Linked DNA regions of Homo sapiens: region 2 is linked to region 1. The links are chromatin contacts, found by Hi-C or POLR2A ChIA-PET in ENCODE. All regions are on one chromosome and are shown on one strand. Each heading gives the region's core, a stretch centred on a gene start or an enhancer-like site at or near the end of the contact. The rest is flanking DNA. Distances are from core to core; before and after follow the strand shown.

Region 1 (2,723 bases), core at 201-2,700:
CACATCGTAAGCCTTGTATAATACTTTCCAATGCTATAAAGGCTGTAAGATAATTCGCCTACTGAAATTCATAAATCAGCTCACATTGACTTCAAGAATCATCATAAGGAAACAAACACTCATCGAATTATAAATGTATATCTCAAAAAGAGAACTCTGGAAAGTGGTAGAATTTGTGTTGTTCCTATGCAAACATCAGGATCTTCAATAACATAATTTGACCTATCATGGCTTCCGTTGTGACCTGAATAATTGTCACGACCCAAAAGGTCAGCCCAACGTTACTGAGACTCAGTATGCAAAACACTACATATCTGAAAAACTCCAAAGTGAAGAATTAACCAAAGCATTTCATTTCATTTACTGCAACTTTAAACAAAACAATCCAATAATCCACTCACACTGTTTAGTGTTTTGTTTAGAAAATATGTCCCACTTGTTATAGAAACCTCCAAATCAAGGAAAACCTTCCCCAAAACCTTAGCATTCTACCGGGATAAGCAAAGCTAACAGGTTTTAGTTATATGCCTGAAAACTAGCCTTCATGAAGGTCGAATGAAAAATCTTTTAAGCTGATGCCATAACTGTTAACTCGACACAGCAAATTTTGGATCCAAGTACAAAATACTGTAAAATTTCCCAGTGACAGTCTGAAAAAGTACCTACAGTGGTGTTCTTTAAACATGCATCATCTACTACAGAATTCACCATTTGACTGGATGTAAACTTTTAAACTAACTTTGAAAACTTTATCTTTTTTTTAGGCAACTGTACAATATTTCAGAGACCTTTAAAGAAAAACTATTTCTAAATTACATGGCTGAGATACTTCCCTTACAATTTCCATCTCGTTTTTCATAGTCTACTTAAACGAATGGGCATCTAACTGCGAAACTCATATTACCCAACTCAGAAAATACGACTTAGTAATGGTGCTTTCTTAACGACACTCAGAAGCCCCCGGCAAGGACGGGTACGCGGGTTAAGACCGCATCACAGGCAGGAAGGGCGGTCGGCACCCTGCTGGCGACAAGGGCCTGGGTCAGGGAAGAGACTCAAGCGAACAGATTCCCAGTAGCAGGTGCGAGACTCTGGCAAGAGGGCAGTCGCCGCGGATTTCGGACAGACAGGAGGATGCTGTCTACTGGACTGTGAGACGCACATAAAGGTCAACCAGCCTCACCTCGGGAGTCCGCTCGGGTGGCTTCTTCCTCAACGCCTGCCTAGCGCCAGGGTCCACGGGTGAGTTCATGGCCACGGCCCGGGTACTCCGCAGCCTGCCCTTAGCAGCCCACGCCACAGTTCATTCACACTAGGTAGCGGGTGCGGTACCTTTCCCCCGCCCCAAGGAGGGAACTTCGCGCCGTAACAAGGTCCGAACTCTAGCAAACAACCCTTCGCAACGCCCGCCTAAGGCCTCTACCCACGCGCGACTGGCCGGAGACAAGTCTGCGCGGGGGCGGGGGAGAGTAAGTGCGCATGCGCAGCACGCACGCGCACGCTAAGAAACGCCCAAGGGAGTAACTCCACTGTGACGTTAAAATTGGGGCGGTGCGAGTAAGTCGTTTCCTGCTGTCGTCGTGAGATTTAAAGACACCTCGCGAGACCTCACCTAAATCAGTCACGGGGTCTGCCTTGGCGTTGTGGTTCCGTCTTCTCCATCCGTTGGAGACACCGGAAACGCGCTGAGGACCTGAGCAAAAATAGCATTTTGGGGCAGAACCGTGGGGAGGCGTTCTGACTGGAGAGAACTGTTGTGCCCAAATCCGGAAGCCCAGGGTGTGGCCAAGTCCGGCTTTGCGCTCTCCTCTGCAACTTCTACTGCCGACTTTGAATATGCGGAAGTAGAAGCCGCCATTCGGCAAAGAAGGAATTCCACGCACACCTCATATCTCTTTAAATAAAACGAGATCTCTTGTGAAAGCTGCCGACAGAGAAGTGCTTGATCTATTCGAAACGGACGTCCTGAGACCAGGGCAGAGAAAGCAAACATTCACGGCCAGGATAGGCAGCCGGTGCCGCGGCCAGCTCACGATTACCTTTGAGTCAAAAAACTAGATTTAGACTGCGTTCTTGTAACTAAATGCCCGGGGCAGCCCTCCCTCAGGCAACTGCGTTTAGGGTTGGGACTCGAGTGGCAACTTTTGCAATACTTTTTACATTCTAGTCTGCTTCCCAACAGACCGAATAAAGCCAGTTTTGTTTCACTGCTCCCTTGGTAAGAAAAACAGACCACCCTTAGGAGCAGCCAGAGAGCTGCTGAGGCCGTTTCAACAATAAGCTCACTGACAATTCCAGAATCCATCGTTCTAGGATACTCCTTACCCTTTCTCATAAGTTCATAGGTAACTAACTTTGGCGACACCACCTTTCCACTGAATTTTAAGCTCCTTGATGGCTGTAACTACATCTAGGTACACCTTGGTATTTCTCACAGCAGTTAGCATAGTTCACTAAATAACAAGGTGATTTATGATTATGACATGCTTTCCAATTAATGACTGCTTCACAGTAATTTTAATGACGTAATAAGAGTTAAAATTATATTTGAAAACAATGAGAGTTCAGGCTACAACACCGTTTCTGGGACCGGCAATGACTTAAGGACTGTTTTCTGTTGGTCCTGGGGCTTGCCCAAACTGGGAGTTTACAACATACTATTAGCATTTCTCTTTTTCAGGTATAGATCAAAAACTTTACCAGCGAAGTGTGGCATAGCCATT
Region 2 (2,700 bases), core at 90-2,589, 1.1 Mb after region 1:
CCCCTCTCCAATGGGAATAAAACACCCGAGTCTAGAAATTATGAAACCAAGAGCTCCTGCTTTAGTCATGCACATTTCCAAAGTAGAATAAGAAATGTATTTTCAGATTAAATGGAAAATTTACATATATAAATTGGGATGACGGTATTTATAGCATTAATTACATAAGTCCTGGCTCCCTTATTTAGCCCCAGAACCAATTCGTTATCGTTCACATATTCAGAATTCCCCCTTCCCTCCAACAGCCCTGGGCCTCCCTCCTCCTCCTCCTCCTTCTCCCCCTCCTCCCCCTTCCAGCCGACCAGGGCCTTACATGCTGGCAAGAGGACACAGCTTCCTTCACTGTCACAGCCTAGCCTCCCAGACACACCCAGATCCAGCCTTAGACAGCAGGGGATGTCCAGATACAACCCCCCAAAGGCCTCCCTCCCGCGAGTGAATTATGAAAGCCTTTAGTAAGTTGGCTGTCGGCAGGCTCAGGCCCAGTGAGACCCCTGCAGGGACCACCAGGGACATCAACCTTCTGAGGACCTGGACTGGAGCCCAAATAAACGCCCACTGGGCTGAGTCTGGAATCCCTCCAGCTCCTGGCGAATGGCTGCCGCAGACCCGACCACTGAGGCCTGACCTGCCTGGAGTCGCACCCAGGATTCCGGCGTGGGGAGCGGGGCAGAGGGGAGCGGGGGAGGAAGGAAAAGCAGGCCAAGGGTCTTCAGGACTCAAGTCTGCAACTGTCCTGGGCTCGTGTGGGAGACTCTCTCGGATCCTGGGGCCTCCATCCTCCCCGGCTGTACCTATCCCGCAGCACCTGTGCGGCTAGGACTCTTCCCCAAGTGTGCAGAAAGAAACACCCTGGGCGATAGGGTCCGGAGTGTCCCGGACCCTCACCTGCGGCCCCGCGGGCGCCACTCTATCTTCGCACCTGCCCGGAGCCAGGCGGGTCTTTGCTCCTTCCCGCGAAAGGGGTTAGCCTTGCCTGCGCCCCAGGAAGCGACCCCGACCAGCCGCCCGGCAAGGCAGGCCGCCCGACGCTCCGGGACCCCCCGATAGCGCGGCCGAGAGCCCGCGCCGGGGTCCTCGAGCTGGCCCGGTGTCGAGGCCCGGCCGTGAGGCGCTGACAGCCCGCTTCGCGCCCCCCGCCAGCTGCAGGGCGGCCCCTCCTGCGCCCCGCGCCTCCCGCGCGCGCCGTGGCCCAGCGGGGCCCTCACCGAGAAGCGCTCCAGGTCGGTGGCCGCCATGGCGAGCTCCGCACCGGGCGGGTGGGCTGGGACGAGCGCAGGGGCAGCGACAGGGACCAGCCGGCTGCGGGACGCGCTCCGCCCGGGCGGCTGCGGCTGAATGGATCCAATATGGCCACTTCCTGGAAACTCCCCTTGGCGGCGGCGGCGGGAGAAGCCGCGGAGCCGCCCCTGCCCCCGCCCGCGGGACCGGCCTCCCCGCCCGGCCCGGCCACGAGCGCAGCCGGAGCCCCGCCGCTTGGACGGCCGGGGGTCTCCGCGGCGAGGCGGGAGGTGCCAGCTGCGGGGACTGCTGGGACTTGTAGTCCGCGCGTTGGGGGACCGGGACGGCAGTGTCGGGGGGCTCGGGGCTGGTGCCCGGCGGGCCTCTGCGTGTCCCCTGGAGCCTGGGGCCGAGCCTAGGTGAGAGTCTCCTGGGTCCGCGCGCTGGAAAGCCTTTCCCGTAAGGGGGAAGTGGGGCACGGCGTGCGCCCTAGAGATCTCCCCCACCAAGCCGTCTCCACCCGCTGGAGCCTGCAAATGTGCTGGGACCACCAACCAGAGTGTGGACAAGCTGCGGGAGACCCGTCGGATCCGGGAGAGGCCGCGGCAGCCTAGTCTGCGGGTGTCTTGGGCCCCACCTGATGCTCCGGCCGGAGCTAAGGCGGGAACCCCGGCGGGACCCGCGCGTCCGGCCAGGCGGCCTTCCCGGGCAAGGGACCAGCCTTCGGCTCCTTGTGCAACCAACGAGCAGGATGCGCAGTTTAGGCTGGGATTCCTGCAATAGAAAAGCGGAGCTCGACGGTCAAGGCGTCAGATTGCAAGTGTCCATCACCCTGCCTGTCCCAAGGGCTTGGGACAACGTCTTAATGGTTCCACCATTGTGCAAAGAGGATGACCACTCCCAGTGCGTGCACGTTCTCTCCGCTAATGTCACTGCTCAAAACGTTCAGAAAATTAACACTTACGCCAGGGTCGGAGGCCTCAGGAGGTTCTGTATCCTTCTCACTGACAATCTATACAAAAGCAGCTCCCAAATCCTCTGAAACCCCGTTTCTTTCTCTTCCCTCTGCCTTTCTCTCTGCTCTTTCTGGGAATGTGGCAAGGTTTGCCCCCTACCCCCCACTGGCCTCATCCCAGGTTGGTCCACCCTCCACACACACCCCTCACCCCAGTATGCTGAGAAGCAACCTGACCTGTTTCTCCTACTCAGAAACTTGTGCTGACTGGAGGTGCCTAAAGACCACGTTCGACTTAGCACACCTGGCTTAAGAGGAGCCCCCTCTCTGCTGTTTGACCTTGTCACCCTGATTTGGCTTTCCCCTCCTCACTCTCCCAGGCAAACTGTAGCTTGTCCCCAAGGTGGACTGACTTCCCGCTGGACCTTCCTGACAATGTTTTCACTTTGCTCCTCTCTCTATGTTGCTGTTTCCCATGCTGTATTAAAGTTATCTACAAGAAATAGAGCAGAGCAGTGGTTAGG

Evidence for each region. Hi-C counts contacts between places; a loop is a spot of excess contacts on that map. ChIA-PET counts read pairs that join two places held with the same protein, here RNA polymerase II (POLR2A). Pooled maps may share reads with other maps.
Region 2: a pooled map shows a loop between it and region 1 (5-fold over the local background). The contact joins the promoter of SEPTIN8 here to the promoter of RAPGEF6 in region 1. A Hi-C loop is called at or near these places in 4 of 50 pooled maps. POLR2A ChIA-PET finds 5 or more read pairs at or near these places in 2 of 52 experiments (GM12878 and activated CD4-positive, alpha-beta T cell).

Annotation. Positions count from the first base shown.
Region 1 is chr5:131,633,779-131,636,501 of GRCh38, forward strand. It overlaps RAPGEF6 (Rap guanine nucleotide exchange factor 6), which reads right to left and starts at 1,451. Exons shown (of 28, transcript NM_016340.6): 1 at 1,184-1,451. The coding sequence starts at 1,252. RefSeq lists enhancers at 641-1,223, 1,171-1,260, 1,353-2,552, 1,561-1,810, 1,821-2,020.
Region 2 is chr5:132,775,900-132,778,599 of GRCh38, forward strand. SEPTIN8 (septin 8) reads right to left here and starts at 1,340. Exons shown (of 10, transcript NM_001098811.2): 1 at 1,209-1,340. The coding sequence starts at 1,238. RefSeq lists silencers at 1,111-1,520, 1,611-1,660.